Regions from separate parts of the Homo sapiens genome. Here all the other regions are linked to region 3. Evidence: chromatin contacts called from ENCODE Hi-C or POLR2A ChIA-PET data. All regions are on one chromosome and are shown on one strand. The core of a region is the stretch at or near the end of the contact, and the rest is flanking DNA. Distances in the headings are between cores, read along the strand shown. Region 1 holds the start of REEP5 (receptor accessory protein 5). Region 2 overlaps MAN2A1 (mannosidase alpha class 2A member 1). Region 3 holds the start of STARD4 (StAR related lipid transfer domain containing 4). Region 4 holds the start of APC (APC regulator of Wnt signaling pathway).

Region 1 (2,800 bases), core at 230-2,729, 1.4 Mb before region 3:
TGAAATAGAAGAAAAGTGAACGAACGCCCAGAGGCAGGAATGGGCTTACCTTGTCTGAGGCACAGCAAGGAGGGAGGCAGTAAGGGAAGACATCAGAAAGGGGAGGGATGAACCATGTCACCTGTGACCCTGATGCCCTCCTTCAGGCAGATAGGAAGTTGCTGGAGGGTTGAGAACAAAAACATAGCACAACTTGACGCACATTTTAAAACAGATTCTACTGTCTGCCACATTGAGAATTAACTGTAGGTGAAAAGACAGAAGTAGACAGCAGGTTGTTTCACTTGTTCACTGATTTGGCTGGGTGGTGGTAGGAACAGCTGAGAAAGCTGAGCTAAGAAGCTCTGAGGAAGAAAGGAGGAAGGAGAATTAGCATAAAAGGAAAAAGCTAGGCGTGGGCAAGATAACTTTTTGCAGAAGTGGAAGGCAGTAGGGTAATTAAGTAGATTTGAAAGCACAGAGGGGTTGTGTAGGACCAAGACAGAATGTTCGGGGCCAGTTGTGGGCAGGGCATTGAATGCTCTGCCAAGGAATGGGAGCTCTAGTCTGTTAGGATAATAATACGGAGCTTCGGACAAAAATTCTGCAGCAGTGTGCAGAATAGGAGTCAACAAGAGTAATTTTAGGAGTGTCTGGAAGTCATATGGGTGAGATAAGAGGAGCCTAGGTTTAGGTGGAGGAAGAGCATGGCCAACTCATTCTGAAGGAAGCAAAAATGAGCTCCTGCCCTAAGGCTTGGACCTTAGAATCTCCGTCTTCTTCAGAGTATTTTGACTGTAGGAAGTGCAGAGTATATTGGCTCCACAGAGAGAATTTGGACACTTGCCACAGTATCAGACACCAAGACAACGCAAGCCCACCATGAAAAGATTTAATGCAGTTTTTGCTTGGAAAAGGTGTACCCCAGGGAGGATGTGTTAGATTTCTTCAAGGGTCTTTACAAGGCAACGATTGTCTGTAGGTGAGAAAAACTGCCAAGTTAAGGCAAAGAGGGAGAAAGCAGGACTGCTTCCAAAGAGTTCTTTCACGATGCTCAAACATTTCAATTTTTTAGGTCAAAAATGCCTTAGGTTTAGCACAGCAATGTAGGTGCCAAACTCATCGCAGTGAATTGCAGGCGGGAGCAACAAGGACGCCTGCCTCCTTTCTGCCTGCTTTTTGCAATAGTCCGATTTGAGAAGGGGACCCACGAGAGACACAAAATGCACGCCCCCACGCCACATCCTTTTTACCCCGCAATGGGTTAAGACTGTCAACAGGCAGGCCACCTCGCAGCGTCCGCGGAGTTGCAGGCCCGCCCCCGCCAGGGTGTGGCGCTGTCCCCCTGGCGCTGGGCGGGGGAGGAGGGGCGCGCGGCGGCCGAGGAGGGGCGCGCGGCGGCCGGGCGGGGCGAGCGGAGGCGAGTGGAGGACGCGTAGACGCGCCGCGGTCCCCGCCTGCCGCTGCTCCGCCGCAGTCGCCGCTCCAGTCTATCCGGCACTAGGAACAGCCCCGAGCGGCGAGACGGTCCCCGCCATGTCTGCGGCCATGAGGGAGAGGTTCGACCGGTTCCTGCACGAGAAGAACTGCATGACTGACCTTCTGGCCAAGCTCGAGGCCAAAACCGGCGTGAACAGGAGCTTCATCGCTCTTGGTGGGTGGCCGGGGGTCGCCGCCGCTGGTAGGGCCACGGGAGCCGCCGCTGCCCCAGCTGCTGGGGAAGGAAGCAGGGAGAGGACTCGGGAAAGGTGGAGTCGGAGACAGACGGGACAAGCAGCATATTCAGGGATCAGGCTGGCCTCCCGGAAAGCGTGGGCATCGGAGGACCCCGCGGGGGCTGCCCAGGCTGAGGGTCGCGGGGCTGGAGGGCAGCTGCGGCGCCGGGCGCTGGCAGCTGGAAGGGCCAGCGCTGACGTATGTCTGCCCCGCGGCCCGGCGCCCTATTCCTGCTGTCCTGCGCGGTGGGCGCGGACGGCGGGGCCCCTGCGGGCGGGCGCGTTGACGGAGGTACCCGGTCCTACCCGACCCTCCGTGGAGCTCCGCCCGGAGAGGGCGCCTCTCGGGTGGGCGGGGGCTGCTACTGCAGCGTGTGCGGGAGTCCGGGCCTCTCGGGACGCTCCCCGCTGAGCGCAGCTTCCCAGGCTGGAGCGCTGCCCAGCAGGCCCTGCGAGAGGGCGGAAGCGGGTGCCTGGGACCGTCCCGGGCGCCGGGGGTTGCTGCGCAAAGCGCCGGGGCCCCCTGCGGGAGGTAGGAGAGGCACAATGGTGGGGCTGCCTGGTATCCCCAGACTTCAAGGCATAGCCCAGCGGACGCGCAGGCCCAGCTTTCGTGTGGTTTGTTTTTCTCGCTCCTTTAATCGAGTCGAGAGGAAAACTCCTACAACAGGCCCAGCCTCGCGGTGTGGGCGGCGGCTGTCCCGCGTGAACGGCTCTCATGCTGCCCGACCCACTTCTCTCCTTGTGGTCCCCAGGTGTCATCGGACTGGTGGCCTTGTACCTGGTGTTCGGTTATGGAGCCTCTCTCCTCTGCAACCTGATAGGATTTGGCTACCCAGCCTACATCTCGTAAGTGACACACCCTGCAGCCGTCCCCTTCCCTTCCTCCATTCCTCCCCGCAGGGCTGCTGCAGTAGACTGCACATCCGCAATTCCCGGGAGAAAAGTGAAAGCTCGGCGGGGAGGGATGAGGTTGGACATAAGGGGTGGGGATAGTATTCACCATTTTGGAACCTTAACTTAATCCCTATCTCTTGACGATTAGCCCAGAGGTATTTTCATTAGATTATCCTGGTGACCAGTGTCCCCTCTCTTTGGCACACTAA
Region 2 (2,935 bases), core at 331-2,830, 1.8 Mb after region 3:
GACCTAAAGATCTGTATGATAACACATTTTTCTTGTTTTACGCCACTAAGTTTGTGGTGATAGCAGCAATAAGAAACTAATATACTTAGCAAATAGTTGGCCCTACAAAAATAAAGCTTATATTCTTATGCTTAGTCCTTTTTAGAGAAATTCTTGCCCAAATCTCCATCATCAGAGCTGGAGAGCCATGACCCTAAGGAGCTGTGAGCCCAAGCAATGGAGGGTGAGGCCGTGCAACCTCATAAACTGTCTTCCAGGGGCATAATTTGGTCTAACAAGGCTCTACACCTAACTTTGAATAAAGGAGTTAAGAAAAGACAGAGTCACCCTTTATGGTTCAAAGTAATTTTCAGAAAAAGCAGCATCAACATCTTTATCTTAGACTGAGTTTTAGAATCAATCAATTAAAAAATTTTAAGCCATTCTGGAGCCACAGTAGGGCATATGGAGTAAAAGACTGCAGTTTGCCAGGTAAAAGCCATGGTAGCTTGGACAGGAAGGGAAGGAACATGAAAGAATGACAAGAAAGATGAGTTAGGAATGGGAGGGGCAGGAAAGGAAAAAAAATTGGCATTGAGTTTTTTGCTAGGGCAAGGGGGAGGATTATGGGTGGCATTTTAGAGGAACAGGCCCACAAGCCAGTTACTGGGGAGGAGACAGAAGGGCAAATGTTATATTCTGAAACTATTAGATAGCTGAATGGTGGTGTCAGTGAACATGCAAGTCTGGAACTCAAGAGAGAAGTCAGGGCTAAATATATAAACTTGAGTGGCCAGAATAAATATGAATTTCAAGCAATGGGAACAAATGGGATTACCTAGAAAAGCGCAGAGATCTGCCTTTTATAATTTAAAATGGCTCACCAGGCGATTCTCACACATCCCCAGTTAAGAAGCGCCGCATTAAAGCTAAATATAGGAACTGCGATTTGGTAAAAGAGAGTCTGTATTTCCAGCAGGGGTGTCATCGTTATTGCTGCAGTCCCTGGTCAGTCAACCACTATTCAATCTCTACAGAAAAACCCTGCCTTTAGTCAGATCTCTGGAACTTAACAGGAAGGCTTTTGGGCTTGATAAAATGACAGGTAACCCTCCAAGCGCCCACTCCACCCCTTAAGATGTGTAGTGCTGAGGCCAAAAAGAGTGTGAACTGGGGCTGTGGCCACGATTCTGTATGTATCTCCACCTGTCTGTCAATGAGCCACAAGCCAGTTATAAATAACCTTTTAATGGTATTTTCCAGACTCAGAGCCTAACATGCCTGAATTTCTTCCAAATTGTGCAATTTGTCTTTGTGCAGCCACTTGTCCATTCAAAGAAATAAATGCCCTCACGATGTGAGCACAAAAAATACGTAGCTACAGAATACCTTACCAAATTGCAGAAGCAATATACTCTTTGCCCAGGCAAATCATTTTTCATAAATCTCACACCTGCCTAGGTATGACAGTAACAGAGGCTGCTCAGATGCAGGTAAGAGTGCCAAATGACTGTGAAGGGAAAAGCTGGGACTCCAAGCCCAACATCCCTTGTTCTGGCAGAGCACTCAAGGGACTCATGACTACTGCAGCTGGGCCACCAACTTAGTAGCTGCCAGAATCACTACACAGGATCCAAGCCCTGACCTCAAATAATAGCATCTCATTCCCTCACCACCCTCCTCCAAAAATGTGGTCAGGACTCCAGTTGCTGACGTTTTCTACAGGTTCCAGGAGACAGCACCAGCTCCACCCTATGAGTTTCCAGATGTATGTTTAGATTAGAACCATATGGCCCTATCTGCACCAGCCCAATATGGCTGCACAGAAACTACCTCCTGTTGAGGCAACATTTTAGACATCAAGCTATTACATAAAATGAGACTATGCAAAACAGATAACCACTTAAAAGTGAGTGGAAGAAGGGTGTATAACTAGGGCAAAATGTGTAGATTATAAAATTTTAATAAAATGCAGTTTTATTACTTACAAATCCATTTAATAACTGCAATTAAGTGGCACTAAACATATTAACTGTTGACTAACAGAACTCTTTCTTTAATTCAGCACTTCCCAATCTGTTCTATGGAACACTATTCTTTGCAGGATTTTTTTTTAAAAACCACACCGACTTTACTTCTAAAACTTATTTTTAATTTATATTCTTATGCTTAGCACTCTGACAGAATCTGTCAACAGTGTATCCCACCCAAGAACTTGCATGAAGGTTCATGTGATATGCTTTCAGGCCTTAACAATTCTCAGCTAGCTAAACAGGGTCATGTTGTTAACACATCATATAGGCAATGGTTGCTGGTCTATGTTGGTAATCTGTCTTACATGTTTGACAAATGCTTATCTTTGTACACAAGGTTACTAGGCACTATCCATTCACACTACCTAAACACATTTACCATGAATTAATGCCATGTATTGCATGTTAGGATATGCTAACAAAAGTTCTGTCAACATCTTATAATTTTAAACAAGTAATTTTGACAAACAATTTCAAAACAAAAAGAAAATAATTGTCAGTAATCAACCTAAACAGTGTTGGCCTATTAAAATAAATGCAACTGACATGTCTGAGATCGTTTTTCATACAGAAATAGTTTTGGAAAGCCTCTGAAGGCAGGGTTGTATTAAGTAGATAATCAACCCCCCTTCAACCTTATTTATACTAATCATCTCCTGAATAAGTCCCTTCTATTTCTTATTGACAGGGGACAGGTATTTAGGCAAGTCTCATCTGAATTATTATAAATTCTGAATTTCCAAACTACTCTTTATACAAGCACTACAGACTCTAAAGTTTTACAAATTCTTTCCTATTGCCTTTCTTTATAAAAATCCATCTGTAACAACTGGTCTACAAGGGCAAGGTGAGACACAGAAGCAACAAATGCAGTAGTAAGACATAACATAATACATAAAAATACATTAATAGCAAACTTCTAA
Region 3 (3,268 bases), core at 509-3,008:
TGGCTGGAAGATAAGAAATCCCATGGGGGCATAAGTGTGATGTAATGACTCCCGCCGTCCAAAAAAAAAAAGCCAAGTTAATTTTGTTTTAAACATGTTTTACACCATCCTGCAAGAGAATATATAGACTGTTGAGCAAAGTATCCAGAACTGAATCCTAATAATGACAGATACAACTTTTTTACTTTTTTGAAATAGATACGTGGATTTATTCCTCTCCACCATTAAACCTGTGTAAACCCTCACAGTAGGAATTAGGCCTTTCATTTATGGTCCCAGTGGTCTTCACAGGTGCCTTGACAAAGAGCTACCAAGCACCATCTGAATTTTATGGAGACTAAGAGCCCAGTTTCAGAGTCCAGCAGACCTCAGCCAAATTCCAGTTTCTCCACTCAGTAATTAAGCAACCTGCCTTAAGATTTATGTCTGGGGCTCCTCGCCTGTAAAACACACCTACCTTAGGGGGCTGTTAAGAGGATTCAATGTAATTGAATTAAGTAGGTACAACTTAATTACAAAGCACTTTTCCCCAACCATTTCAAATTATTTATCTACGTATTCATCCATCCATCCAAAGCACCTCAATAATTGGCCAATAATTCCTAAGTGAAAGGAGCTTTACAACACACGAAGAACTCTTCTATTATGTCACACGAAATTATAAATATAAATATAAAACAAATTATTTTACATATAAACGATGGAGGTAAAAAATAAATCGGCCAATAATAACTAGCAAGTAGTATTTGGTAATTCTTTTGGTGAGGCCGACTTAAAAATTTACGAAATATTATTTATTTTCATTGCAAGTCTATCAGAAATCACTAATGGTGTAGCACTGCATTCTTCCCTGCTTTTGGTTCTCAAACTACGTATCTTAGTAAACGCAATTTGCAGACAAACCAAGCCTCGCTAATCAGTGCATCATGGCTACTCTGGTAAAGGAAGAAATTCACTGTTTGCCAAGCATCCCATCAGATGGGTGACTTCACAGCCACTGGAAGAAATCTTTCTCATGTTCGAGTAGATGGAAACTCCAAAACTGTGCAGTTGCTAAATCCACTTGTCACACCTCCTCCTTTTCTCTGCTTCTAAGGTTGCCCTCTAAACTCTTTATCTGAGGATGGAAACACACACACGCACCCACACACACCCACACCCACACACACACAAACGTATTTGGCTAAAGGTCAATTCACATAGTGGCAGGGACTTTCGTTTATATGCATTTTCCTTCCCAGCTCTCTCAGTTCTGAGTCAGGCTAAGCAGGAGGCAGAGAGCTCGTCCTCCTCTGCATGGGCGCTTTTTCTTATTTGACTTTTAGTCCTGGGAGGAGTAGCGTAGTTGCGAGATACTAGGATATCCACAAGCGGGATGAATTTGGACCTTATCCCTCACTGTGATCCTTCACTTCGCCTTCTGTTTCAATTTCTCCCAGTCGGTTTACTGCTTGACAAAATTCTTTCACAATTAAGTGATCACAGGACAACCCAACCCAACCAATCCAAACCTGCAGGCAACCCCAGACATCCAGGGAACCCTGGCGCGGCTCGGGCCAGCCCACACCCACGCGGAATCATTCCATTTATCGGCCACCAATCAGCCCTCCACACGCTCCCGCGCCAGCCAATCCGAACAAGCGCACGTTGTTCCGGCCACCTCCTCTCAGCCCCCCCTCCCCGGAGCCCCCGGGATCGGGCCAGGGGGCGGGGCTGGGGGCTCGGCCCGCCTTGCCCTGAGGCGCTGGGTGCCTTCCAGTTGGCTGCGACCAGCGGTGACTTACAAGTTGGCTGCTGTCGCCTGCGCATCGGCGGGCCGGGAGGCTGAGCAGTACTGTTGAGAGCGGTGTGAGGTGCTTGGTAGCGCGCCGTAGCTGCTTCCACGTCCTTGCTTCACCTCAGGTAAAGGTAAGGAGAGCCACGGAGCCGCGGCAGGATTGGGGTGGCCCGTGTGGAGGGCGACTGTGGCGCCCGGGGCGTCCTGCCAGGTGCGTCTTCTGGACCTGCTCCAGACCATGGATCTGGGGAGCTCGCGGTGGACGTTGGGGATGGCGGGCCCCGGCGTCCGGGCGGGAGAGGACCTCACAGATGAAAGAGAAACCTGAGCCCCTGGGAGGGGAAGCGGCGAGCTGGAAGGATCCCAGGGCTTGCAACTCGCCCCTGCGCGCCGCTCACCTATTTAAGTACTTGGAATCCATTAGACCTCAGTGTCCTCAGCTGTTAAATGGGAGAGGGGCGGTGGTAATCCCGCTTGATTTGGGACAGTCCTGTTCTTTGGAGGTCACCGCGCTTCCTGGTTCTTAGGAGGTGCACAGACAGCGCAGGGGCAGCCGCGTCCCACCAGGCTTCGCGGAGGTGATGCCAAAGACAAGAGACAAAGTTTTCCCAGGGCTTACTGCCTTCCAAGGTCCCTGCTAAATGTATTAACTCAAATAATTTCTCACCAAATCAGTGTCATTGTTTTCCCGAATTTACACTTGAGAAAGATTACCTTAGATTTTTAGGTTCAGCAGCCAGGACAAAACTTGACAAATATTTGGTGGGCCCAGGTTTTTTATATGAAGTCTTTTCCAGCCTGTGATCAGCTTCCACAGTTTTACAAGAGAGAGCTTTAGGCTCTGAAGTCAGACGCCCTGGGTTGGAATTCTGGCTCCATCACTTATGAACTGTGTGATCTTGGACAAGTGACTCAACCTTCCTGTTGCTATTTTCCCTTTCTGTAAAACAGGGAAAATGTATAGACATTAAGCTACTATTCTCACTTATGGAAGACCTCAAGATATCTAAAGTATGCCCATTTACACCAATCCTAGAGCTTCTGAATAACTAAAATTCCTTTACCATAATGAAACACATTTTCTCAAGGAGGACTATTACTGTTGTGAGGATTAAATAAAATAAATGCAATGTAAAGCAGCCAGAAGGACTGACCATGTAGTAAGTGATCAATAAATGTTATTGTTATTTTTTAAAATCAAGTACAGAGCATTAGGTTTTTTTTTTAATCAAGTATTAGAGCATTAGGGGTTTGAACAGTAAGTTGGCTCACTATTCATATTGTAGAAATATACTTCCATGTTGCATTTCTTTAAATAGTGAGCTCCTGCCAGAGCCAGTCTCAAAAAATGAGAAGCTGCTGTACTTGTCTGAGTTAGAAAACTTAACAGTTCAACATTGATTGGAAATCAAGCATATGCTGAAATTTTTATGTTAGTTAGAAAATATAATTTAATTTACAAAGCTTTGGTTTGTATGACATTGGGGAAAG
Region 4 (3,034 bases), core at 333-2,832, 1.2 Mb before region 3:
TCTAAGCCAGCCCAATTCCGCATTATCTTGAAAATATTACTGAAACAATATAATAGGTCATCTTAAGACTTTCTATTACATAAACATTATTTAAGAGACACTGTCACTGACCCTGGAGGGCTTTACAAAGCCACTGCCATCCTTGTTCAGGGAGTGGGGAGGTGTGGCAGGCTGGCTACTATAAGTATGCATAAAGATAGGCTTTTACATTTAGGTAAAGGAAAAAAAAGCTCAATGAAAAACACTTTATATCAAGAGTATATCTCATGAGTACTCACTAAACAGAAATACATCTAGAAGAAAAGCCATGTTGCTTTAATTTAAAATATTTGCACACTGAATTAATATCTTAAATATTTATTCAGTGTTATCTAAAAGCAACCAAAGAGAAATATAAAATTACTTAACTATAGGTCTTAAATATTAGGCCTACAAAAATTTGTTCACCATAATTTTTGACAAAGTAATTTACGTTGTAAAGTGGTTTGCTCTTGAATGACCTAATTAATGGCATAAAAGCTTCACTAACAAAAGAAAAGATCCACTGTTTCATACATAATTTATTAAGATTTCGTATAGGATTTATGTTAAATCAAAGAATTTGAGCATCACTTTCGTGATGTAGAATCAAAGTGTCCAATACATTCCAATGACAAAACATTCATAGCCTGACATTATTCCTACTTTAAAAAACAGTAATTTTTTTTCTGCTGTTCAGGCTGCATTTATAAACTATGGCTTCTTGTAAATGGGCTTCTACCCCAGCATTTGCTGCAAGGTTTCTTATTCCTCTGCAGTTGTCTTTTCGGCCTAACAGAGGGAGAAAAAGCACTGCTGCAGTCGTCCGCAAAAAGCCACTACCACTGCATTTTGTAACTAACAAAGACACTGGTATCTGTTTGCCACCCTGTTCACAGGGAGTTTACTTAGATGTTTTACAAAAGCAGGCACACTACTGGTGACCAGTATTTCACCAACCAACACCACCACTCACGCTCTGCAGTACCTGCCTCCTCCTCTTTCTCTCATCCCCAGTAGCTCTTTCCACTAGATTCACATCAGCCATCTGCAGCGGTTTTGTCTCCTCTCTCTTTTGGCCACCAATGCATGTGTCCTTGTCGCCAGGGAGGAAAAGAAGCCTTTCAATGGGGTAGAGCTTTTGCTCCTCGCCATGAATATGCTCCATTCTTTGTTGTCCTCTACCCGTTTCCTTAGATACTGTTATTCCACTCTGTCAAATGGCATTATAAAAACAAAAACCCCTTCTGGCTTCAAAAACAGCTTTTCTCAGCAGACTCCCCTTAACACTTCTACCCCTCCCCCTTCTTCCTCTTCTGTCAAAAACCCTGGATCCGAAGTACAGGAAATCCATCTCCAGTGCTGCAGTGGGGGGCGGGGGGACGACGCCCCTGCCTCCTCGTTTGGCATGCTGCAGTGGACCCTGTGCCAAGGAAAGGCCATCGGTTTAAGACAGTGCGAGGGAAAACCACCTTCCCCCCTCCCCCCGCAGCAAGCCTGGCCATGGTGGCTCCAGCACCTACCCCATTTCCGAGTCCGGCAGCACCTCCATTCTGTCTCCAGTGACACCCTGGCGGGCTGCACCAATACAGCCACATGTCGGTCACGTGCGCCCACACCCAGCCAATCGGCGGGCTCCCGACGGGAATGGGGAGCGCCCTGGTCCGCATCCAGCGGATTACACAGCTGCTTCTCTCTCCGCTTCCCGACCCGCACTCCGCAGTGGGGCACAGGGCCCCGCCCAACCGCACAGCCTGCCTAGCCCTAGCCCCGTACCCCTCGGGGGTATGCCCTCGCGGCCCCAGTCCCCAGCAAGCAAGGAAGTTGATGGCAGTTGACACGCATAGTAAAGAGTCGGGGGAGGTCCGCAGGGCAGAAGGATTAGCACAAGATGCCGGAGGTGGGAGGGAGAGTAATAAATTACATCTCGATTGCTATGATTTTTGCAGCACAGAGAAACAATAATATTAAATGAATTACAATGAATAATTTTACATTACAAGTCACTGAGTTGTCAGAGTGATGACTTGTTAGATAGATCACTCGAATTATATTTGAATTAAAAATAGTTACCAGAAAAGCTATGCTAGCAGCTTAGTAGTGGAGATCAGAACTCTGGAAGTCTGGGTTGCCTGAGTTGAAGCTTTACTCCTGTCACTCTAGCTCTGTAACTTTAGTTACTTAACCTCTCAGTGTTTCAATTTCCTGCTGTATAAAACGGGAACAGAAGTACAGAATAGAGGAGTTAATATATATGAAGTATTTAGAGCAGTCCCTGACACATACATAGAAGTGCTGTTAGCTACTACAAATCTGAGGCTTTAATGTAGTATTTTAATGCAAATTCTACATTGCATTTAAATCGAACCAGGTGATGCTTAAATTCCCAATTTTATGAGGTTGAAGGACAAAATCCAAACTGTCAAGAATATATAAAGTTAAACTTAAATTCTGGTTTAAATGGGGGGAAACCAGTTTCTATTATCTATTTAAAATTTAAAAGGATACTATACTTCAAGTTTTCTTTGTTTGTTTTTTGAGATAGAGTCTTGCTCTGTCACCAGGCGAGTGCAGTGGTGCAATCTCCGCTCACTGCAACCTCCACCTCCCGGGTTCAAGCGATTCTCCTGCCTCAGCCTCCCAAGTAGCTGGGACTACAGGCACGTGCCATCATGCCCAGCTAAGTTTTGTATTTTTAGTAGAGACGGGGTTTCACCATGCTGGCCAGGATGGTCTCAATCTCCTGACCTTGTGATCCGCCCACCTCGGTCCCTCCAAGTACTGGGATTACATGCGTGAGCCACTGTGCCCGGCCTAAACTTAAAGTTTTTAAATGAAGCATATTATAATCGTTTCTTAATTTTCAAATAGTATGAAAAGAAGCAAGCTATTAAATAGCATATTTGAGGCAATTCCATTTGATTAAAAAATGTATATATTAGAAAAGCAATAGACACACAACAAAATGTCCATAGAGGTTATTCCTGGAAAGTGAGATTATGGAGCTATTTCTGCT

Evidence for each region. A loop is a pair of places that touch in the nucleus more often than their neighbours do. ChIA-PET counts read pairs that join two places held with the same protein, here RNA polymerase II (POLR2A). Pooled maps may share reads with other maps.
Region 1: a loop to region 3 is called in a pooled map, with 11 times the contacts of the local background. The contact joins the promoter of REEP5 here to the promoter of STARD4 in region 3. A Hi-C loop is called at or near these places in 4 of 37 single-sample maps with no recorded cell type and 14 of 50 pooled maps. POLR2A ChIA-PET finds 5 or more read pairs at or near these places in 1 of 52 experiments (HEK293).
Region 2: a loop to region 3 is called in a map of K562, with 11 times the contacts of the local background. The contact joins the enhancer-like site here to the promoter of STARD4 in region 3. A Hi-C loop is called at or near these places in 2 of 168 maps with a recorded cell type or tissue (B cell and K562), 1 of 37 single-sample maps with no recorded cell type and 7 of 50 pooled maps. POLR2A ChIA-PET finds 5 or more read pairs at or near these places in 1 of 52 experiments (naive thymus-derived CD4-positive, alpha-beta T cell).
Region 4: a loop to region 3 is called in a pooled map, with 4 times the contacts of the local background. The contact joins the promoter of APC here to the promoter of STARD4 in region 3. A Hi-C loop is called at or near these places in 6 of 50 pooled maps.

The regions. Positions count from the first base shown.
Region 1 is chr5:112,920,906-112,923,705 of GRCh38, reverse strand. REEP5 (receptor accessory protein 5) reads left to right here and starts at 1,479. Exons shown (of 5, transcript NM_005669.5): 1 at 1,479-1,633; 2 at 2,450-2,543. The coding sequence starts at 1,516. LOC105379123 (a long non-coding RNA gene) reads right to left here and starts at 1,319. Exons shown (of 3, transcript XR_948675.3): 1 at 50-1,319. RefSeq lists an enhancer at 1-76 and silencers at 1,209-1,478, 1,839-2,288.
Region 2 is chr5:109,702,762-109,705,696 of GRCh38, reverse strand. All of the region lies in intron 1 of MAN2A1 (mannosidase alpha class 2A member 1), which reads right to left. Among named protein-coding and RNA genes, the nearest start is that of MAN2A1-DT, 13 kb to the right of the region's middle. Within about 2 kb of position 1,580, at least 2 of the 41 ENCODE cell types and tissues checked have a DNase peak (open chromatin) inside an H3K27ac peak, as active enhancers do.
Region 3 is chr5:111,511,025-111,514,292 of GRCh38, reverse strand. STARD4 (StAR related lipid transfer domain containing 4) reads left to right here and starts at 1,758. Exons shown (of 6, transcript NM_139164.3): 1 at 1,758-1,908. It overlaps STARD4-AS1 (STARD4 antisense RNA 1), which reads right to left and starts at 2,067. Exons shown (of 7, transcript NR_040093.1): 1 at 1,785-2,067. RefSeq lists enhancers at 1,294-1,433, 1,914-2,123 and a silencer at 1,514-1,883.
Region 4 is chr5:112,736,433-112,739,466 of GRCh38, reverse strand. APC (APC regulator of Wnt signaling pathway) reads right to left here and starts at 1,582. Exons shown (of 16, transcript NM_000038.6): 1 at 1,542-1,582.